Linked DNA regions of Homo sapiens: all the other regions are linked to region 2. The links are chromatin loops, found by intact Hi-C in ENCODE. Cell type or tissue: K562. All regions are shown on one strand.

The links. Hi-C counts contacts between places; a loop is a spot of excess contacts. Peaks named below come from ENCODE experiments on the same cell type or tissue, not always from the same donor. Only the 100,000 strongest peaks of a DNase experiment are listed, where the experiment ranks them.
Region 1: it touches region 2 in a loop (4-fold over the local background); 62 of 110 quality-filtered maps call a loop at or near these places.
Region 3: it touches region 2 in a loop (5-fold over the local background); 4 of 110 quality-filtered maps call a loop at or near these places.

Annotation. Positions count from the first base shown.
Region 1 is chr22:22,939,657-22,947,656 of GRCh38, reverse strand. No RefSeq gene overlaps it. Among named protein-coding and RNA genes, the nearest start is that of IGLL5, 56 kb to the right of the region's middle. RefSeq lists a silencer at 394-443 and enhancers at 3,690-3,939, 4,580-4,669, 6,310-6,399. In K562, no CTCF peak of the experiment used is centred here; DNase peaks (open chromatin) are centred at 2,676, 2,836, 3,816, 4,696 and 5 weaker places; H3K27me3 peaks cover 2,361 bases.
Region 2 is chr22:22,460,588-22,468,587 of GRCh38, reverse strand. It overlaps IGL. Among named protein-coding and RNA genes, the nearest start is that of ZNF280B, 44 kb to the left of the region's middle. In K562, CTCF peaks have their summits at 3,483, 4,340 (motif pointing left), 5,252 (motif pointing right) and 7,677 (motif pointing left); DNase peaks (open chromatin) are centred at 4,327, 4,919, 5,247 and 7,687; H3K27me3 peaks cover 1,773 bases.
Region 3 is chr22:22,707,171-22,715,170 of GRCh38, reverse strand. It overlaps LL22NC03-102D1.18 (a long non-coding RNA gene), which reads left to right and starts at 3,577. Exons shown (of 3, transcript XR_001755442.1): 1 at 3,577-3,705. It also overlaps IGL, IGLV3-21 and the pseudogene IGLVI-20. In K562, no CTCF peak of the experiment used is centred here; DNase peaks (open chromatin) are centred at 1,699, 4,280, 4,860, 5,310 and 3 weaker places; H3K27me3 peaks cover 1,544 bases.

The DNA.
Region 1 (8,000 bases), 480 kb before region 2:
ATGCTTGGAAATGAGGAAATATGTTCCCAGTGATTTAGAGAGATTCTCAAATTGGAAATTAGGTCACATTTTGAACTAAGCAATAATGAAATCATTACATGAAAACCTTGTGAGATACAGCTAATGTAGTACATAGAGGGAAATTGATTACCTTAAAATATGTATAGAAATTTTATAGAAAATAAGCTGAAAAAGAATGAGCTATGCATAGATCTCAGAAAAATGCAGTAAAATAATCTTGAAAAGTTGAAGGAAATAAGAAAGGGAAGAACAAGTATTAAAGAAGTAGATCATATATTCAGTGGGATGATGCAGCAAGAAAGTGGCAGTTAGTTCCTTTACAATATTACAGAAATTGAAACTGATTCGGTGAATTTATCAAGAACAGAAGAAAGGACTGGGTGGGTGCGGCGGCTCATGTCTGTAATTCCAGCACTTTGGGAGGCTGAGGTGGGCGGATCACTTGAGGTCAGGAGTTCAAGACCAGCGTGACCAACATGGCGAAACCCTGTCTCTACTAAAAATACAAAAAATAAGCCAGGTGTGGTGGCACTCGCCTGTAATCCCAGCTACTCGGGAGGCTGAGGCAGGAGAATCACTTGAACCAGGGAGGCAGAGGTTGCAGTGAGCCAAGATTGCACCACTGCACCACTGCACTTCAGCCTACGTGACAGAGCGAGACTCTATATCAAAACAAAACAAAACAAAATAAAAACAGAAGAAAGAAGGCACAAATCACCCATATCGAGTGTAAACAGGGCTGGGGGCGGGGGGTTGTTTTATAGATGTGGAATACCTAAAATGGGTAATAGAGTCAATTTTAACAACATTATGCCAGTACTTTGAGATGAAATGAGAGTATTCTTAGAAAAATCTAATCAAACACATATATTTGACTCAAGAAGAAGTAGAAAATCTCAGTTCTTCTAAGGGTATTGAATACATAGTGACAAATATTCCCACAAACAAAACTGGGTTAGGCAGGGTGCGGTGGCTCATGCCTGTAATTCCAGCACTTTGGGAGGCTGAGGTGGGTGGATTACTTGAGGTCAGGGGTTTGTGACCAGCCTGGCCAATACAATGAAACCTCTTCTCTACTAAAAATACAAAAATTGGCTGAGTGTGGTTGCACGAGCCTGTAATCCCAGCTACTCCAGAGGCTGAGGCAGGAGAATCACTTGAGCCCAGGAGGTGGAGGTTGCAGTGAGCTGAGATGGCGCTACTGCACTCCAGCCTGGGCCAAAGAGCGAGACTCTGTCTCAAAACAAACAAAAACAACCCCAAAACTGGCTCAGAGAGATTCACTGGTAGGAAATTCCAACCTTACACAAGATCCTCCAGAGAATAAAACAATTCTGAAGAATAAACGATGCCTTAATCACAGTAGTGCCACATATAGTGCTGGCTAGTACATAATGGACAAGTCTGGTCCATGCATTCCAAGGATGCAAAATCGGTTTGACATTAGAAGAATGACAAATTGCAATATTAAAGGAGAAAAAAATCACAATAAAAGATGCAGAAAAAACATTGAATAAAATCTGAAGAATGATTTTCAGAAACTACTTACCATACGAGAAATGTAAAATAACTTCCTTAATCTGGTGAGAGACTCCTGCAAGGAACCTACAGCAGGCATCGTGTTTAATAGTGAACTGTATATAAACATCCTTTGTGACAAGACAAGGATGCCGCATTGTACTGAATACCAGCAGGGAGAGTAAGGTGAAAGAAAAAAATGAAAGGTGTAGGAATTGAGAAGATGGCAACAAAATTGTCACCATTCACAGATGACATGTTTAAATGTGCAGCAAATCCTACAGACTGCACAGATACACTTTTAGAACTATGAGAAAGTGTAGCAAATTTACCAGATCTGATTTCAAATATATAAGCCTATTATTTAATATATTTTTGTACATCAGCAGATGAATGGAAAATAATATTAAAGAGGGATACAATTTACAATCACATTAAAAATATCAGTTGGACTGGGCACAGTGGCTCACACCTGTAATCCCAGCACTTTGGCAGGCTGAGGCGGGTGGATTGTTTGAGCCCAGGAGTTTGAGACCAGCCTGGAAAACATAGCAAGATTCTGTCTCTACCAAAACAATTTCAAATTAAAAATTAGCCAGGCATGGTGGTGCATGCCTGTAGTCCCAGCTACTCAGGAGGCTGAGGTGGGAGGATCACTTGATCTCAGGAATTTGAGGCAGCAGTGAGCCAAAACTGTGCCGCTGCACTCCAGCCTGGGTGACAGAGCCAGACCCTGTCTCTAAACAAAACCGAAACAAACACCTCCCCCGACCCGCTCCCTGCAAAAACTCACAACAAATGTATATCAGTAAACTAGGGGTTCATCTACAGAGATGTCCAAGCTGTTTATGGGGAAAATTGTACAACTTTCTTGAGAATTATTAAAGTATACTAATGGGAAAGACAGAGGATATTCATGGATTGAAAGGTGTCAATTCTTCCCAAACTGGTTAGTAAACTATCCATTCATTCAACGTGCAAAATTCCTGTACATTTTTAGGGGGATAGAAGAGTAGCTGATTCTAGGGAAGAGAAGCTCAGATCTTCTTGACAGAGAGGAGCACCCTCCTCCTTCCTGGTCACCTGGGCAACTTCAAGGTCATGACCAGAGGGAACCTGGGCCCCTCTATCGCCCGCCCAGAATTCTCCCTCTCCTTCCCCAAGCCCAGAAGCCGGCCACGCTGTTCCCAATGGAGGGAGCATTTCCTCTACCATGGACACAGCCCAGGCTCAGCTTCTGCTCTGGGGCACAGAGGGGAGGGGCTCTGAGGGCGGGAATCCTGTGGAGGGGCACAGCTCCCTGTGCTTTCCGGGGGTCGCACTACCCAACCCGGTGGCCCCCTCTTGTCCTGCAATCCCATCCCGGCTCCGGTGGCCCACTTCACCCTCCTCGGCCACCAAGGGTCTCTGCCCCCATGCTAGCAGTGCTGGGAAGGGCCCCAGTCTGTGCAGACTCAAAAGAGTAGGGACCAGGACTGCAACCTCTGAATAAAACCATGGGGAAACTGAGGCTCAGGGAGGCCAAGGTCAACGAGGCAGGAGCAGAATGGGCATCAGGGTGGCAGGGTCTGGTGACCTTCGAGTGACGCCCGGCGGGCTGGGCCTCGCCCTTGGGCTTTACCTGGTTCTCATTTGGTGCCAGATGTCTGTGCTCTCTGGGGATAGGAACATCCCAATCGTCCACAGTTCCAAGGCAGGGTGTGGTTGTGGGGCATGAGATGGTGGCCCTGCTGGGCTGTGCATTAGTCTGGCTGCTCTGGGGAGAACTCAGTTCATAGTAAACCCAAATATAGACGTGTGTCCCTCTAGTTACAGGGTGAGTGTGTGTCCTTGGGAGGCATGATGTATGCACGGGGACATGCAGGGGCTCACTGGCCTGTGTTTGTGAATGAATAACCCAGACAGCCCAGATGTCCATCCACTGGGGATGGGCCGGGACCAGCGTCTATTTGTATGTTGAACCATGGAGCTCTGTCTTATTTATCTAGTTGCATCTCCTAGTACTAGAGATATACATGTAGCAAGTTAGAAGGAGCGTGACAGGTTCCACATGATGTTGTTCAGGTGCATTTGAAAACTGAGAACAAATGCAAACTGCTCAGCATGGTCTGTAAGGCCCCAAGGAACCCCCACCCCCGCCTGCAACCCAGCTCCCTCTACCCCTTCCCTCCCTCACCCCTCCTCTCTTCTTGGATCTGGCCACATGGCCTCCTTGCTGTTTCTGCAATTCGTCAGCAGAGTCTCACCCCAAGGCCTTCGCACTTGCTGTTTCTGCCGCCAGGAGCGCTCCTCCCCAGGCACCTCCACAACTGGCCGGTCCCCTCATTGACTCAGGGGTGTCCCTTCCTGACCATCCAGCTAAACCAGCAGTTGTCACAGTCTCCCGTTTGACCCTGTCTTTTTCGTAAAGAACTCATCACATCACAAATGACAGCATCACGTGGTGTTTGTTCCAGGCCTATGTCACCCAATGGCACTTGGTTCCAGGGCTTGGCCCCCGAGGCCACCACTGGGTCCCCTGGGCATAAAGCCACATCCAGAGCTGTTGAATGGCTGCATGTGGAGTGAGCAGCACTGGGTTTCTCTCAGGGAAAAGGGGGAGGGAAACGGAGGGGAATCTAACCTGATCAGTTGTATTTTCCTCTCAGTAAAAGCCTGTGATAGTTGACAGCAGGCTAGCATTTGTTACTGCTGTGTGTCAATGTTCTTGGCATTTCTGTGTTTTCCTAAAGCCCAGGCAGGCCCTCCCCTCCTATACCCCGTCCCACCTGGCACAGAGGAGAGCCGTTTCTGGGACTCTCTGGCCTGGAAATTCCTCTCCCCCAAGGTGTCTTCTTCCCTCCCGGGGGACCGTGCACCCTGTGTATGTGACAGGTGGGTGTACAAGGGCCCCCAGATCCTCTGCTCCAGCCCCTCCCTTGGGAGAGGGCCCAGCCTCTGGGCTCTGACAGGGCCTCAGGAGCTGGAGTTATTCGGAATCTGAGTACCCGGACCATTGGTGGTGGGTGGAGGGGAGGGCTGTACCACTTTCCTGATGAGGGACCTTGGCCAGGTCACATCCCTCTCTGTGAAAGGAGATAATGATCTTGCCAGACTTGTGCATCCTGGGATTTCCGGATGAAGACTCCTGGGGGTTGTGACTGATAAGACAGAGACCTTCTAGAGAAGGGACAACAGTGGCCACTAGAGGGCGCTATCGACTCTGGCTCTGGCCAGTGCATGTGAGTGGGTGTGAGTGTGTGAATGCGTGTGTGTGTGTGAATGAGTATGAATGTGTGTGGATAAATGTGTGAGCATGAATGGGTATGTAAGTGTGACTGTGTGTGTGTGTGTGTGTGGATGTGTGTGTGTGTGGAGCCCCTTGTACAGGCACAGTTAGGATATGTCAGCCAAGGATGCAGCTGGGATGCCTTCACGTGGTGACATCCCTGTTCAGGTGACACTGCAGTGCACGGTTACCACATGGCTGGACTCCTGAACACTCAGCCATCCTGCTCTGGGGCAATCTTCCTATAGCCTCGAGCTCCCTGCCCCAAGAGTGGTCCTGAGGCTCCTTGGTCTGGGGGTGGGCACAGGACAGTGGAGTCACTCTGGCTCTAGCGCTGGAAGGAGGGGAGGCAGGAGGGGATGGCTGCTCTGCTCAGACCCTGCGTATCCCTCACATTCAATAAACTGGGCTGGGATGTTTAGTGTTGAGCAAGCTTCAGCCACGCATGCCCTGAGGAAGGAACACGTGCAGGGCCTGTGTGAACTGCACTGGGGCCCCCTATCCAGAGAGGAACCCCGGGGCCGGGTAGACTGGGGTGGGGGTGCCAGCTCTCTAACCTCCCCAAAGACCCAAGGGCTCCTCTGCTCAGAGTGGTCAATGTGGAGTCTTGGGGTGCTGGAGCCCAGCACCCTTTGCAGCCTCGGGGTGCTGGTCATGGGGCTGGATCCCAGCTAAGAGGGGACCTCATCAGGGCCAAGTGTGTGTGACAGCATCCTGTGGGGGAGCACTGGGCCTTAAGACTGGCAGCCAGGCTCACAGCTGGACCCATGACAAGTCCTTTGTCCCCTCTGGGCCTCAGTTTTTCTGTGTGGCTGAGTGGTGAGGTCCATTCTCTAAGACTCTTTTGGTGTCCCCCAGACCCCCCTGCCTCCTGGGGCAGCTGGGCTGGGCACCTGGGACCCATGAGGGGCTGACAGCCCAGGATCTGAGACCTGGGCCAGTGCAGAGCTGGGGGCACCAGGCCCTGCTGCTGGAGGTGCTGGGCTGAAGATCCCCCCAGCCTCCCACAGCAAGGGCAGCCACCCCAGGAGAGCCAGGCTGGGGACTGAAGACTTGGGAACTAAGGAGCTAGGGATTATCTGATGCAGGAGGGGCCAAATCTCCTTCCTGGGCTCTGAAGGTGGAGACAGTGGCCACCAACAGGGCCTCTCCAGCCATCCCTCAGCCCCACATGTGCACACCTCACAGACTCCAGCCCACAGACCCCTGACCTGGAATAGCTCTCCCAGCCCCCACTTGCAGCCCTCCTGCCTCCCTAGATCTCCAGAGCAGCCAGAGGCTGAACTCATAGCCCTGAGCCTTCTCCAATGGTGGTGTCAGTAGCAGTGGGGGTGGTTGGTGCTGCCAGAGAGAGACACAGAGCAGCCACGGTGGAGGCTGCGGAGGTGGAGGAGTCTGAGGCCTCCCTGAGGAGGGAGCTTGGGGCCTGGTTCAGGTCACCTCACAGTGGATGCTCTGGGGAGTTTGGAGGAGGCCCTGGGGGCCCCTCTATCTTTCCTATTCTCAGTGTAGAGCTGGGGTCAGGTGGGGCAGGTGGGAGCCCAGTTCCTGTGGATGCCTCTCCTTCCACACCCTCATGGGTACCTTTCGTGGATGCAGGGGGGCCTCTTTGGGCACTCAGCAGGGCAGTTCAGGCTCTCTTCTCTGGAAGTCAGTCTGGGACATGCGTCCAAGGCCTTAGACAGGCATGACCTTTGATCTTTGCAGAGAGGGTCAACCCCAAGTCAGTCACTGGATCCTTGCACAGAGGTGGGGGCGAGGGGCTTTGGCTGTGTCCTGCTCAGAACAGTGAATGACCTGAGCAAAGCAGCCTAATTGTCCAGCTGACTTGGGAAGAGGCTGCCTCAGTGTTGTTGGAGCTGCTTGTTCCCAGTGTGATGCGCACCCAGGTTTATCCACACCTGCATGGATATGTTGTTAAGTGACAACCGTAGAGAATCTTTGTCAGTCTGTCTATTCCTCCTCCTCCTCCTCCTTCTTCTTCTTCCCTTCGTCTTCTTCTTCCTCCTCCTCTTCTTCTTCTTCTTCCTTCTTTCCTCCTCCTCCTCCTTCTTCTTCTCCTTCTCCATCATCATCATCTATCTGCTATGTGAAATGCAAGGCTGAGTCTGGAATTCCAGATACAACCAGTACAGATCTCCAGGCTGCACTGGAAACTTTCTCTTTATACTCTTTTCTTCTTTAATTAGGAAAGAATTCACTATGTTTGAAAAACAAAGTGAAATGATGTGTTGTACAATGACAGGCCCTGGACAAACTGTCACACTGGACTCCAATTGGGTGTTTCTGATGCCCTGCTCCTGGGCAAAACTGCCCATGTGTCAGTGGCAGCAGAGTGGACAGCTGAGTGATGGGACCTCCACACAGTGGGCTTCTAGTCAGCAGTGAAATGAGTAATTCATCAACATCAATATCAAAGAGACAGTGTTGAGAAAGAAGCAAACCATGAAAAATACACATGGTCTTCTTCAATCCGTATGAAGTTCAAAAGCAGGACAAGCTGAAAAACCGTTTGTTGAAGGGCACACACAGGAGGTCAAACTTTAAGGAAAAGGAAAGAGATGATGAATTCCGTGGTTCCTGAGGTCTAGGCAGTATTCCTAGCCCAGGAGGCTAATAGATGTGAAACTCACATCATGTGGAATTCACCATTTTAAAGTGTACAATTGAGTGGCATTTAGTACATTCACGATGTTGTGCAATCATCACTCCTATTATTACTCTGTAAACTTTACAAATTCATCGTATTTATTTATTTAATGGTTGTTACAGTTTGCAACTAAAATAGAAGGAAATACATCAAAATATTAGCAGTGGCTCTTCTGGGTGAAGTACAAGGGGCAAATTGTTTTCTCCTGTTTGTTTTTCTGTACACGTTGTTTACTGTGTCACATTGTTTACTGTGAATAGTTACTATTTGAAACTAAAGATCAAGGGCGATAAACTGTATTTTAAGAGGAAGTCAGAAAACAAACAAGGTGGCCCTCTCGTATGCTGTGCTGACACCTGTGTCCCTGTAGCCTCAACTACGCCTGTTGCCCCCACCTGCGCCTGAAGTTTGAGGTCGCTGGTGGCACCTCTGTGCCAGGGGGCCCTGGAACCTCTCCTAGGATGGTCCCAGAGAAAGGAGAGAGATCTGCTTCCTGGAATCTCAGCTCTAGATGCTTTGGTCAACTCCATGTCATCTGTGTTT
Region 2 (8,000 bases):
TGCAGTAAAGACAGGCGTAAGAAATTATAAAAGTATTAATTTGGGGAACTAATGAATGTCCATGAAATCTTCACGATTTATGTTCTTCTGCCATGGCTTCAGCCGGTCCCTCCCTTTGGGGTCCCTGACTTCCCGTAACACTTCTGCCTTTGCATTCTCATAGCTTAGCTCCTACTTCTTTTTTTTTTTTTAGATGGAGTCTCACTCTGTCACCCAGGCTGCAGTGCAATGGCATGATATCAGCCCACTGAAAGCTCCACCTCCCAGGTTCACACCATTCTCCTGCCTCAGCCTCCTGAGTAGCTGGGACTACAGGCACCCACCACCATGGCCAGCTAATTTTTTTGTGTTTTTAGTAGAGACAGGGTTTCACTACACTAGCCAGGATGGTCTTGATCTCCTGACCTTGTGATCCACCCGCCTCGGCCTCCCAAAGTGCTGGGATTACAGGCTTGAGCCACCACTCCTGGCCAGCTCCCACTTCTGAGTGAGAACATGCAATGTTTTCCCATTCTTGAGTTACTTCATTTAGAATAAGTCTCCAATCCCATCCAGGTTGCTACTAATGCCATTAATTCATTCCTTTTAATGGCTGAGTAGTATATCATCATATATATATTGTTTCTTTATTCACTCATTGAGTTGTGGGCATTTTGGTTGCTTCCACATTTTTGCAGTTGTGAATTGTGCTGCTATAAACGTGTGTGCAAATATCTTTTTTGTATAATGACTTCTTTTCCTCTGGGTAGATACCCAGTAGTGGGATTGCTGGATCAAATGGTAGTTCTATGTTTAGATCTTAAAAAAATCTCCACACTGCTTTCCACAGTGGTTGTACTAGTTTACATTCCCACCAGCAGTGTAGAGGTGTTCCTTTTTCACTGCATCTATGCCATCATCTATTATATGTTAATTATGGCCATTCTTGCAGGTGGTAAGGTGGTATCTCATTGTGGTTTTGATTTGAATTTCCCTGATCATTAGTGATGTTGAGCATTTTTTCATATGTTTCTTGGCCATTTGTATATCATCTTTTGAGAATTATCTACTCATGCCTTTAGCCCACTTTTTGATGAGTTTTTTTTTTCTTTCTAGTTTGTTTGAGTTCTTTGTAGATTCTGGATATATCAGTCCTTTGTCAGATGTATAGAATGTGAAGAATTTTCCCCACTCTGTAGGTTGTCTGTTTACTCTGCTGATGTTCCTTTTGCCATGCAGCTCACCAGTCACTGTCTGTATTCACACATCCATGTTCTGATTCCCAGACACCGATTTCATCATTCTATAAGTGATTATTTTGATTTCTTTAGTTCTTTAGCTCTTTAGTTTAATTAAGCTCTTTTTTTTCTTTAGCTCTTTAGTTTAATTAAGTTCCACCTATTGAACTTTGTTTTTGTTGCATATGCTTTTGGGTTCTTGGTCATGAAATCCTTGCCTAAGCCAATGTCTAGAAGAGTTTTTCTGATGTTATTTTCTATAAGTTTTATAGTTTCAGATTTTATATTTAAGTCCTTGATCCATCTTGAGTTGATTTTTGTATAAGGTGAGAGATGAGGATCCAGTTTCATTCTCCTACATCTAGCTTGCCAATTATCCCAGCGCCATTTGTTGAATAGGGTGTCATTTTCCCACTCTATATTTTTGTTTGCTTTGTTGGATATCACTTGGCTGTAAGTATTTGGGTTTATTTCTGGATTCTCTGTTCTCTTCCATTGGTCTATGTGCCTATTTTTATACCAGTGTCATGCTGTTTTAGTGACTATGACCTTATAGTATAGTTTGAAATCAGGTAGTGTGATGCCTCCAGATTTGTTCTTTTTGCTTAGTCTTGCTTTGGCTATGTGGGCTCTTTTTTGGTTCCATATGAATTTTAGGATTGTTTTTTCTAGTTCTGTGAAGAATGACAAGAGACCATCACTTCTTCAATGTAGCCCACATCTACACTTGTGCTAATTGTAAATGGCCCCTGGATTTCTAGACTTACAAGGTGCTTTAGTAAATAATCTAGAATCAGGTCACTCACTTCCTTCAGACACTGTCTCCTCAAGGAATTCAGAGAGATGCTTCTCATTCAGATGTGGCATGTCACTCCCTGGCTTAAACACCTTCAGTGGCTCCTTGTTGTTTATATAAAACCTGAATCCTGTGGCCCCAGCAGCATGACCTGCACGTTGTGGCCCCTGCACACTCCCATAGCCCATCTCACAGCCCCTCGTCCTTCTGCTGGGACTCCGGCCTCACTCACTTCTTTGTCCTGGGAAACGCTGAGCTCCGGTCCCTTTCATAGCCTCCACCCCAGCTCCTCCTTTGCCTGTTAGGAGAAGATGGGCTTCAACTTGAAGTCAGAATGTAAGCTTACATTTTGTCCACGTTGTTAAAAGCAGATTATATACCACATTGTTAAAATCAGGTTACATACCAATTAAAAGCAGGACATATACCTCTCATCACAGACATGGATTTTTTTAGGCAGTGATTATTATGGAAATTTTTGAGTTATATAAATATGCTGAGAGTTGTCTAATGAATCCTTGGCACCCATCAGCTAGCTTTGACATCATCAGTGTGACTCATCTTGTTTAATCTTTCAACCCTTTTTACCCATCATCTTACTCCATCGCTGGATGATTTTATAGCAAATCACAAACATGATCACTAATGCCAACATTAGTGATCAGCCTTGTTCTCATCCTGGAGCCCAGAGATGCTCAGGAAGGCCTTTTTGGAAAACTGATAGCTTGAGAATCAGTCCTACATCCCTAAAAGTGTATATTGGCTTCTATGGATCAGAGGTTTGGGGACACTTCCTGTTCATTGTTGGTACCAGGACACAATCCCAAGACCCTTATTGCTGCTGCTTCCAGTGCAGGAGATGGTGACTGGTTTAGCCACAGACAGACTGTGCAGGTTACCAAGTGAGTTCTGACTGCCCAGGACCCTGAGAGTCAGGAGAGAGACACAGGGTGAGGGAGGTGGCTCAGTAAGCCAGGGGAGCAAGGAAGAGCCCTGGTCCTCCCAGTGCCATCCCTGCCTCCTTGTCTCCAGCTACTACAGGAGTTATTAATAAATAATTTTTAGGCAGCAAGAAAGGGTGAAAGTTCTTGGTGGAATTTTCTTTTAATAAAAAGCGACCCCCAAACCATTTCTTTGCTAACAGAAAGCGGCTTGAAAAACCAGACTGGCAAGCATTGATACGCAAATGCTGGTGGCTAGAAGCCAGGTCCACCCAATATGGTGGCTTTCGCCCTCTTCTCCTTGTCACCACATGTGCCAGGTGTCACGGCAGCTTCCACATAAAAGCCACATGTGCAGGACATCATGGCAACCTGAATTTTCATATTAAAAGGCTAGGGTGGGAGGGCCAGTTTTTTTACAGGCTGCGTGAATGACACACCTGGTCAAACTCATTCCCTGGGCCCTGTGCAAATCAGACACTGCCTCCTCCAGCCTCCCAATATAACCAGCTGCTGTCCACCACATGTAGGGTTTTCCGTTCGGAGCCCTTCTCCCTCTCTATGGGGGAGCTGTTTTTCTTCTCTCTTGCCTGTTAAACTTTCCACTCCTTAAAACCACTCCACATATGTCCATCCATGTTGCTAATTTTCTCAGAATGAGACAAAAGACCCTGGTGTTTCTCCAGTCATCAGAGCCGTATCCTTTCTGGTGCCTTCACTGGGAATCCAAGGTACAACATTCATCGACGTAGTGATTAGAGGAGTGAACTCAAAGTCTGTTCTGTCATTCAGAGGTTCTTGGTCTCTATTTTAAAATCAAAATCAAATCAATTATGGGCATCCATTGGCCGTCTAAATACGCTTATCATGGCTGTTGTTCTAAAGACTTGAGTGTTAGGCTTGCTGGTCAGAACACGGAGAACCCGCAATACTCACGGGTCTTTGGGAATGTTGGTCATGCTTCAAATCAGTTTCTTTTCATGGGGAAACTTAGCCATCGCGTGAGGCTGGGAAAAGTTCTGAAGCAACTGAGAATTTCTGGCCAGGGCACAGCCTGGTGTTATTCAAAGGTTTCGGGACTGGACCCAGCCTCCAACGGCCTGCTCTGGATGTTGGTAAAGGATCCCTAGCTATCCTGTCGCAGAACCTTCTTCCTTTTTTATCCGTGGTCGTTATGTCTCTTACTCTCTCTGTGTGTCAAATGTGCGGGAATTTTTACAGCGTAGGGAAGTAATCCTGGTAGGCAAGATCAGAAAATGCTGTAGTAACTGGGGAGATAGCTCAGGAAAATGCCATTGCAATCTTCTAGGAACAGAAGTCTTCCTTTGCCCCTCAGTGAGGTTACTCCCTAAAATTCCTCTGGTGAGCACATGGTATTTCTAGGCCAACAGCGCCACCTAGTGGAAATAAAATCCTCTTTATGCGACACATTGCTGATCTCCGCGGTACACCGCAGCTTCTCAATTTTTTTCTTTTTGCACCTTTCTACTGGAAACCAGGATTTATGCTGCTCCTGTGAACGGGAAAATTCTGCTTTTAACTATTAGGAGTAAAATTCCTCTGCAGCCGAATTTGTGCCCCGATACTGTCCCATTAGCAGGAAAGTCGCCATTAGGTCCCCGCGTTCCTTTAAGACACCTGTTCTCTCTCCGATTAAAACAGTACTTAATTAGTAAGGAGATTTTAAGTCTGGAAGTTAACTGGAACCATTTTTCTAAGGGTAAATGCTTTAGCACAGGCCATAATAGCAGGCAATCTAGCACATTCCCTCCATTAAAGGAGCCTTTCCTTCCATATAGTTTCTGCCAAGATCTATTTTTTTGGGGGTGGGGGTGGGGTGAGACACACAGATCACACAAGTCTAGGAAGTCAAAGGGAAATCATAGGCAGAGGACTAGAGCTGCTTGGGGTAGCACGACTAGGCCCACAAGCTTAGTTCCTCTGGTGCCATGGCTTGGAGGGTCACGCTTGCAAACATGGGTGGCACATTTAACAGGGTGCCAGGACCTGGGTGATTCTGGAAATTGAAGGAAAGTAGATGTCCTTCTAAATACTAAAGCCAATCTCTCTCTTTTCTTCTCTCTAATCCAGGCCTCCCCTCTTCTCATAGCATCACCATAAGGAACATCTCAGGAAAAACTCTAGTACAATATTTTTCTCAACCTTAGTTGCAGTTAGGAGGACCTATTTACACATGCTTCCAAGCCATTGTCATGATAGCTTTACAGTTAGAAAAGCCTCCAAATTAATCCTGGGAAAGAACTTAACTGTTTACACCCCACGTAATGTGGCAGGATTACTGTCCTTTAGGGGGCGCTTTTAACTAACAGCCGGTAAAGCAAGAAATACATAAGGCAGGATAAGCAGTAGTCACTCTAAACAACATCTCTCCCCAGACACAAGCACTTAATTAGCTGAACTAATAGCTCTTACGAGAACACTTCAATTAAGCAAGGGAAAGGTAGCCAACATTTACACGGACTCCAAGTATGCTTTCTTAGCTCTCCATACTCATGCTGCCATTTAAAAGGAAAGACATCCTCTTACCACTAATGGATTTCCTGTAAAATATCACCAGAAAATTAGCAGGCTATTATCTTCACTTTTTATGCCGTGAGAAATAGCAGGGATACATTATAGGAACACCAAAAGGCAGCAAATAAAGTAGCCAAAGGAAATAGATTAATCAGGCAGCTAAGTCAAAGGCAAGGAAGCCTCAAGGCATTAACACACTTCAAGCCCCCTTCTAATCTAGGAATGCTCCATAACAGAAATTAAACCTCAGTATTTTCCTGCAGAAACAGAATAGGCCACTTCTCAAGGGTATGCTTTTTATCTCTCAGGATGGCTACAGCCAGAGGATGGCAAACTCCATTTGCCAGCCTCCAGCCAATGGAAAGTTCTTAAAATCCTTCACCAAGCTTTTCACTTAGGAAAGGATAAAATTTGTCAATGTGCTCAGAGACTGTTTTCAGGCAGAAAACCTATAAATTGGTTAAGCATGTAACCTCTCTACCTCACTTCCAACAGAAATTGACACAACTGGCAGAAGCCCAGCCCCAGGAAATAGAACCACCTTTATTTAACCCAGGAAATTTGGTACTAGTGAAAACTCTCACCTCTCTCTCCTTCCCTAAGCCAAGCTGCGAAGGGCCCTACACTGTTCTCTTTCAACCCCCTTGGCAGCAAAAGTTACAGGTGTCAACTTCTGAATACATCACACTCAAGTCAAAGCCTGAATGCCTGAGGGAGCAACCCCTGACAGCCCAGAGGAACGTCCTGAATATCAAAGTGGAGAAATAGAAGATCTTAAGCTGAAAATCATAAAAGATAAGTAACTGAGTGAGGGCTACTCATCCTACTCAGTCCCACTCCTACCTCACCAGATGCTTTTTATTTATTTATTATTTTTGAGACAGAGTCTTGCTCTGTCACCAGGCTGGAGTACAATGGCATGATCTCAGCTCACTGCAACTTCTGCCTCCCGGGTTCAAGTGATTCTTCTGCCTCATCCTCCCTAGTAGCTGGGATTACAGGCATGCACCACCACACCCAGCTATTTATTTTATTTTTTTTTTTTGAGATGGAGGCTTGCTCTGTCGCCCAGGCTGGAGTGCAGTGGCGCGATCTCAGCTCACTGCAAGCTCTGCCTCCCAGGTTCATGCCATTTTCCTGCCTCATCCTCCCGAGCAGCTGGGACTACAGGCGGTCTCGATCTCCTGACCTCATAATCCACCTGTCTCAGCCTCCCAAAATTTTTTTGTATTTTTAGTAGGGATGGGGTTTCACCATGTTGGCCAGGATGGTCTCAGTCTCTTGACCTCGTGATCTGCCCACCTCAGCCTCCCAAGGCGCTGGGATTGCAGGTGTGAGCCACCATGCCCGGCCACTTTTTATTATTTGTACCCCTTCCTCTAAAAATTTGCCACCAAATATTAGAACTTCTTTTTAATGCATATTCGCAGGGAGATTTTGATTATTCATAGAATTGCATTTGTAACCTTGTAGATTCCCAAAGGGAAATGTTATATCTTGGCAAGTAAAGTTTTCAATGGAAATTATTTACTATGCCAGTCTTGTGGGAATTGTTACAGTCACACTACTATTTGCAATAGAACTATACACTATGGCACTCACAATGTGGAATTCTGGTTGTAAAATTCTAATTGCTGTAACATCTTGTCTAATTATCATCCTTATAACAGGATTAACAATTGCAGGAAAGATTTAGTCAAGGCTGTTTTGCTTATAGCAGGAGTAATAGTTATGGATATAGCATGAAAGTTTTACTATCATTAAGTTTGATAGGACTTTTTATTGAAGACTGGTTGTATGGTGCACTCTAAGCTATAGAAAGAAGGTTATAAAAGAAGGAACTTTATATAAGAAAAGATCTTGTGTGGGAAATTCTTGTCCTAAAAGCAAATGACTGGTTATTTAAAGGAAGGATGTTTAGGACAAGTCGGAAAGTTTGAGTATGTTGTAAGAGGGTCTGTGAAAGTCATGAAATAATTTAATAATTAAAGAAAAGGAATTGTCAAGATTAACACTAAAGTTAATTTAGCCACCCAATAATGTATTTCTCCCAATTATATTGCAAGTTATAAAAATGGTCTAAGCCTAAAACTATTCACTAATGGCAAGTAAAGGGGGAAATGTATGGTTTTCTCAAGGAAAAATGTCACTTTCATATTAATCTTTCTGGTAATATTCAGTGACATCTAGTGGAGACAACCCAGTATTACAATCCACTGGTGTAACTAACAAGTATCAAACTCTGCTGTCATAGTTGTGGTCTATAGTACCCCCACTAACAGTGGTAATCTTAATACTCATATTCTAACCCTATATTTTAAACCTTCTTGTAAGATTTATCTCTTTTCACCTAGAAGCAATCAAACTCCAAATAATGCTGCAGACAGAGCCACACATGGACATGCCATTCTTCAGAGAATCCTTAGATCAACCTCAGGAGGAGGCCCAACTGCTGTCCCCTTACATGACGCCCCTTTCCAGAAGGAAGTAGCCAGAAAGAATTGTTGTCCA
Region 3 (8,000 bases), 250 kb before region 2:
AATAGAGGAACTGGACATAGGAACTGAAACCTTGTGCTTAAGGCAAGGCTTCAGAGGAGAATCCTAGTGTAGACGCATGGGATTTAGCAACAAGTCTATGTCATGTGCAGTAGATAATTATTTCCTTTTGAAAACAACCTCTTCTATATTCGAGGGCTTTGTTACATCCAGAACCTCATGAGACACCAGTAACCACACAGTCAGACCTGCCATATCCCCTCGGTCATAAGCTCAGGCAGGGCACGAAATATTACACCATGAGATGAATGTGGCACCCGTAGGATGGAGCAGGAGCAGGGCTCAAGGGCACCGTCTTCTGCACAAGCAGGTTTTTCTCTCTATTGTTCCAGTGCCTCTTCCTGGGTTCACACTTATATGGTCTGGTGGAGATGGGGATGCTTGCAGCAGGTTACTCAACAGTACCTGTCACCTGAAAGAGTTGTGAGGAGCTCTGTCCCATAGTGGTATGACACGATCCTCCTGTGACCCCCTAGTGTCTAGTCACCACATTAAATATGAAAAGATAAGACAAATAAATTCAGATATATATATATATTTTATTTATTTCAGTAGAGCAAAATACTATCATTTTCACGTTATCAACATGAAATTATGTATGAGATAAATTACATCGATTTTCATGTATATTGTTATTGTTATTTTTCTGGAGATGGAAAATTTGGAAACTATGTAGTTGATGGGGATGTGATTGGGTTCTTTGTTGACCAGGGTGTCCTGCAGTGGGTTTTGATGTGATGAATGATCCGTATTTTACGTAGTTCGCCACATCTACATATCTGGTTGGAGTTGTAGAAAGGAGCAACATTTACAGAGGATGTGGAGGGTGGAGGTGGGCAGCATCCATCCTGCAGCTCACCTTGTGGGTGTATCTGTGGTTCCTGTGAGGGGTGAGGCTGCTCCCCCTGCCCCGGGCTTTCCTGCAGGGAGATCTGACTCCAACAATCCCTCAACCCAGAGCACCTGGCATGTCAGGCTCCCTTTTCATTCCATAAAAATTCAAGGAACCATCAGATTGGGCATTTCAACATTTACTCTGCAAATTTGGACAGAAACCAGAGTTTTCAGTTTATAGTGGCCTACTCAGGTCCCTGATGACCCATGTTGGGGACAGCTGGCCATCTTAGATGGGGTTCTCTGGAAGCTAACTCTGCAATAGAGATGTCCATGCACAGAAGATTCAGAAGGGAGTGGGGGAGGCAACACGGGGCAGAAGGAGACCCTGACTCGTGATGGAGTTGACATTGAGGCCTCAGGTATCCACACAGGGAGCTCTGGAGCTGGGAGGCCCTTCATTCAGTGGCATCTTAAATTGAGGCAAGGATTTGAGATCTTGGTTGATTAAACCGAACCCCTCTGAAAAGGGACACAAACTTGAGGAAGCTTTCTGCAACCAACAGCACTTCCCAGTGAGGGCACAGCTCTGAGCTGCTGGGCTTCTCAGCAGTGCCAGGTGGGTCACATTGAGGAGGGGATCTGGGCAGACTTCACAGTGTCCATTCCTCTGGTTTGCTCTGTTGGGAATCACAGGCTGCCACACAGCCTGGGGGCCAGGACCTCAGCAGAACTGGGCAGTAGTTCTGGGGCCTGATCCAGACAGTTGGTCTAAGGACTTGCCCTGTCCCCACCATATGACCATCCAGGGGTAGGACAGTGGACAGAGGTTGCCTCTGTCTGTCTTTCCACCCAAGCCTTCATTCTCTAACTCACACAACAGCCCCAAGTCACCAGATGATTCTGGCCCTTCCAGGCCATATTTATGCCTGATGTATCTTCTGTAGAGACTCCTGGAGGGGGCTGGAGGGAAGGGCAACCTGAAAGGCTCAGATCCAGGTGAACTGGGCCAGATTCACTCATGGCTTTATCAACAGGCTTCCCGGGGCTGGAGCAAGAGGGTGACCGAGGCTGGGAGGGTGTTTTTGTCTCACTTCCTCATCTGCCTGTGTCACCGTGGGATGATCACTACTACTATCCCACACCTGACAGTAATAGTCGGCCTCATCCCCGGCTTCGACCCTGCTGATGGTCAGGGTGGCCGTGTTCCCAGAGTTGGAGCCAGAGAATCGCTCAGGGATCCCTGAGGGCCGGTCGCTATCATCATAGACGACCAGCACAGGGGCCTGGCCTGGCTTCTGCTGGTACCAGTGCACACTTTTACTTCCAATGTTGTTTCCCCCACAGGTAATCCTGGCCGTCTGTCCTGGGGCCACTGACACCGAGGGTGGCTGAGTCAGCACATAGGAGGTCACAGAGCCTGCAAAGATAAAAATAAATAAATAAATAAATAAATAAATAAATAAATAAATAAGAGAGAGGTTGGCTTGCAGGTGAAAGATGCTTCTTATGAAATCCCTTGCCCTGCTGTCCCAGACAAGCTCCAGAGAGTCTGTGAACCCTCAGGGTATCCCCTGCAATCAGCCCCAGCCCCAGTGGCCCATGACTTTCCTGTTGTATGGAGACTTTGAACTGAAAACTCACTACTCTCTCCTGGCAGGTGCAGTCCCTCAGGCTCTCACAAGCCTTTGAGCACAGTTTGGGGGGAGTTCAGCCCCACCAGCCTCCCACCCTGCAGCAGGGTCATGAGCATCCTGCCCACCACAGGAAGGGCCCTCCTGAGCTCAGAATCAAGGACACGCTGGACCCAGAACCCTTGGGCTGGGCAGGTTGGTGAGACCCTGGGGGGATCACCTGTGCAGTGAGAGAGGAGGCCGAGGAGGAGAACGGTCCAGGCCATGGCTGAGGCACCACCAGTGCTGCTTCCTTAGGCCCAGACTGAGCAGGTTCCTCCCAGGCCTCTCTTATCCCCTTGCTGGAGAGAGCGGCCCATGATGCAAATCAGCAGAGTCAGAGGCTGCTGCTGGAGGAGATCTGTGGTTTCCAGAGAAGGACTCAGCCCCAAAGGAAACAGAGAGAGGAGGGCTGGCCCCTGCTTACCCACCCCCTCAGCCCATGCGATTTTCCTTCACCCACTGGTCCCATGGTCTGGGCTCACATCTTTACCCAGGTTGTGCCCAGCCTTGCTCCTTGGCTGGGTTGGTCGTGGAAAAGCTCAGAGCTGACTTCCTCTGTATTTTCTAGGGGATATAAAGACCTTCCTATGGGATAGATGTTGGCCGTGATTTAAGAGGTTGTTAGAGTCACAGTGGTGACAGGGGAATTATCTGGGGTCCACAGTCCCCTCCTTCATTCCATCCTGGCTCAGAAGGGAGGTGGTTAGCTTTTTTCTGCTTCTCTAGTAATGTCCTGATTGTAAATATTTTATGTCAGACATGAGATGTCTGGTACAGGCCTAAATCCATTTAAAGTCACATGCCAGAGCCCAATGCAGGGACCCTCTTCATTCTCACTCATGTCCAAGACGGGTCCCCAAGAGCCCAATGCAGGGACGCTTCTCATCTCCCACAGGGGACGGCACAAGCCTTGGACAGGTACAGGCCCCATTCCAGGGCACAGCTCCTCTGTGCTAGAGGAGAATGCAATTCTTGGTTGCCAAGGGCACATAGAATTTTGGAAGATCCATGGGATGCGGTAAGTTTCTACCTTGGCTGCGAGTTCTAGTGTCAGGTCATGGGTGCTGTGCCTCAGTATCACCAGGGTGCTGTCAGGACCAGGGACAGATCAGGAGGTGAAGGAAATGTTTGCTTCATGAGAAAATGAGAGGGGGCTGCAAACTCCAAGACCCAGGAAGTAAGTGTTTATTATAACTAAGTTGTCTTCTGTTGCTGGGAAAATGTAACAATGGATAAAAACTTAAGTCAACAAAAGATTAATGAGTAAGTATTGTGTGTCTCATAAGGAAATCAAGAACTACGAATTGGCAGGTTCCCCAGAACAGAGTCAGGAAAGACCGGGGACAGTGGACGTTGAGGGGTGGCCAGGGAAGGAGAAGTGGCTGTGTCTGCAGGACAGGGGCTCCCAGAGCAAAGGCAGGGAGGTGGGACACGTCTGACTACAGGATGGGATGGCATGTGTGACAGTGAGATGGGGGCCAGGTCGATGGGAAGAGGCAAAGTGCCTGAATGTGTGTCAGAAAAATAAGGATCATCTCCAAGAGTCAGATCTGAGAACCAGGAAGCCAGAAGAATGTAAACATCGGTGTCAAGGACAAATACTCTAAGAAAAGAAGAACCTCTTTCCCTCCAGATCTCAGGTCATGGTCACCGACCCTCCCTGCATGTGGGCATCTCCCTGATGCCCAGGCCCACCCCATCTCCAGGTGCTTCTGCCAGGTTACTCTCTGCTGCCCCCTGGTGGCCACTCTACGCGGGCTGCTGGAGGCTCAGGGGCCTCCTGGGTCCAGGTGTTGCTTCAGAATCTGCTGCTCAAGTCCCTGATCCCTTCGTTCATGGACTGCTGACCTCAGGGAAGAAACTCCTCTTCTCTGTGTGGCCCCTTCCTGCCTCAAGACCCGGCACAAGGTGCTCAAGATTCCTGATGGAAATACAAACACTCCATGTAGTAGAGGAGGTTTCAGGTTCTTCCTCAGGCTCCCTGCACGTCTGTCTCTCTGTGTGGTGGGTGGTCCTGAAGGGGGACTGGGGCTTGGTACTGAGGGATGCAGGACTCACAGGTGGCTTTGACTGGTTCTGGATACAAATACAGGGCCAGCGTACCTTCGTAGTGACTCCTGCAATAAAACAGAGACAGAAGCTCATTCACCCAACATATATCCACCCTGGCCCACTCTATCCTGGCAAGACTGCTTTTCAGGAGCTCAGCATGAGGAAAACACAGTCCTTGCTCTGAGGAGTTTCCTGTCCTATTCCTGGGTCAGTGCATGGGTCCACACCAGGTCCCAGACCCTCCCTAGTTCACCTGGCCCTGAAGACACTCAGGGGAGTTGGTCCTGGTCACTCCCCTCTACCTGATGCCCACCAGGCAGCACTGTAGGGACCCACCCTGCTGCCTGTGTATCTGGCCCTGGGCCAGCTTTCTGGGTCCCCATTGGGTCACCCAGCACTGCTTTCCCTGAAGTTCCAGAGCTTTCCTGACCCAGGAGCAGAGAATTCAGGGAGTGCACTTGACAAGGAAAGGAAGGGCCTGTGACAGGGAGTGACAATCTTAAGGCCACTGGGGAAGGAAGAAAGAAGAGCAGGACCAGGGAAGTCCTAGACCCATAATGATGAGCTCTTCTGAGTGTCCTGGAACCCGCCTGGACTTGGGGAGGGGACGTGGGAAAATCCTGAGTCAAATTTTTGAGGCCCTGATGCCAACAGCTTCCCCTCGTCAGTTCCTCCAGCTGCCTGTGGGGAGCGCTGCTCTACCTGGACATGGAGCCAGTCAGGACCTGGGAGGGCAGCCAGCTCCCTGCACTCATTGGCTGATTAGAAGACTCAAAGTACAGTACTCCAGGTTTCAATCAAACATAGGCCTTTTAATGATCCTTTAAGCTGACAAATTTTTAATATAATGTTTAAGGATTAGGGATCCCCCTATAAAAATGATCTATCTATGTTAATATTTCATTAGCTCAATAAATGAGTTGTCGATATATTAATACTATAGCATTTCTCAGTGCTTTTTTGAGCAGAGTATCATTTTCTTTTCTGTTTTTCCCATTTCCATGAGGTATGGGCCCAAATACAAGCCACGAGCATTGATATGAGAAGCCTCTGCTTTTCCTGTTCAATACGTCCCACACCTGACATGCTTACCTTATGCCAGTGTCCTAAAGGGAATCACGAAAAGCATCGGCTGAAGCAATAGGCAGAGAAATGTCACCTATGGTATGATTTTACCCAAGAGCCACACAAGGTATTTTCTCATGGAGCAAATAGATGATGCTCACACACAGGTGACCCTGCACAGGTGTGACTGAGTCATTCTGGGTCAGATGTGAGCTGAGCATGTTTCCTTCCCACTGACCAAGGTGGCTTCTGCCCTGCTCACCCCTGGGAGAAGCTCCCTCTTTGCTCCTGGTTCTTCATGCTGGGAAGATGCTCTTTTTTTGGGAAAGCAGAGCTGAGGCTGTCACGGCAGAATGAGGGGACCTTGTCTATGGGCTTTGAAATTCCTGGACTCACAGGTCCTAATTCTTCTCTGGATGCAAAATTATCAGGCAGCAGAATAACAGAGTAAGGGCCCCTTACCAGCCCCAGGCTGTGCTGAAAATGGTTTCCTAGTGCAGATCTCCCAGGCGGTCTCCAGGAGCCTGAGACTGGCTGAGTCAGTCCTCACTGAGGCCCAAGCAGCAGGGAAATGTGTGAACCTTCCCTCTTCTGTCGTGGTTCATCCAAAGATTTAGTTTTCTTTGAAATCCCAACATCCTGTCACTTGAAATTCTGAGCCTTGCACAGACGTGTTCACTGCTTCAAGTGGTGGAAAGTCTCCAGATGGACGAGTTCCTGCATCCGTCTGCACTTTCAAAAGTCTCTAATTTAGAGCTCAGCCATGTTTGTAGAGCAGAAGCTCCAATAAAGTAGGTGTGTAAGAGTGTGTTAGATAAGCAAGGGAGATGGTGAGAGAGAACATGAAAGCTTCCCAATCCCCTTCACCTCTAACCCCCGTGGTCCACATCTCCCAGGAACATACAGATGAGAGGGGCACGGACAGCAGAGACTCAGGGCTGGAAATTCCATGTTTAGAGCCACAGGTTTCTTCAGCTTCCTGTTCCACCAGCAGATCTAATCCCCTTATGCTCATCAGAGATAAGGTGTCCTCAGCCACCTTCTGTCCCTCTATGTGACTCAGTGTCCAATAGCTATGAATGACCTTTTTCTTGAGAATCAAATTCAGATGTAGACTCAGCAGTGGACACGGTCCTCCCAAGCACAGGGATCAGAGTCAGCAGCACAGAATCTGCCCCGTGAGCACAGTGTGCACAGCTCCACTGCACACCCAGCATAGCCCTACTGCATGGAAACAGTCCTGCTGCCAACAGTGAACACTGTCATCTTTGGGGGTACTTTTCACAAAATTATTCAAAAGCCTTGACAAAGGGTCTGGCTTAGAAATGCTGGCTGGAGACAGCTAACACTCAAATATGAGCATGAGAAGTTTGAGTATTCTTCCTGGCAACAAATTAACAGATTCAACAGACATTTCTGGAAGACTGGAAATGTGTGACCTTGGACCAGACAGAAGATCATTGCTAATTAGAGAAAGAGTGAGAGAGAGAGAAAGTTGAATTGTAGCATAAACAACAGAGAAAATGGTGCTCAGTACATAATTCTTCCATTTTTAACAGTTGTATAATTGCAAAATTACTTTGCTTCCTGAGCATGCAATATTTTTATTATGGTAAAATAAACATAACAAAATGTTTCATCCTTTTAATCATTTTTAAGTGTGTAATTAAGCGGCAGTAAGTACAGTAAAAATGTTGTGCAAACATCACCATTGTCCAACCCAAGAGCTTTTAGTTCAGCGCACAAAGAACCTCTATCTATTAGACAGCACTTTAGAAACTTTGGACATTGTGGACAAAATGACGAGTGTGTGATAAAAAGAAAATCCCAAGGATGAACCAAAGACGGTATTTGCACTTCACCCCCAGCTTCTGTGGAATCTCAGTGCAGTAGGGGGTGTGCCTCATCCAGGAACCCAGATGAGACGCAGCCCCTGGGGCCTTTTCTGGGCTGTTTCTTCCCAAGGAGCAGAGGAATTTCAACAAGACTGTGCCCTCTGAGACAGCTCTCTCCTCTCCCGCAGTACGTGTGATTACTTCTGGGGTTTTGTTTTCAGTTTACTGGACTGATCTCTACAATAGTTGAATGATCCTGGAAGATGAATTTGGATTTGTACAGACCCAGATGGGCAATAGTGGCATTAGCAATATCTGTGCCAGATGGGGATCTCTGGGAACAGAATGCTATGGCTGCAGGTGCACAGTTACCTCACTGAAGCAGATACTGAGGTCTTGTCTATTTCCCTCAGAGAATAGGATCAGAATCAGTGTGCATTCAGGTGGAATGGACGACAGTATACATTCACACTTTCTCTGCCCAGCATCATTAGCTCTCTTATCTCTATCATGATATCAT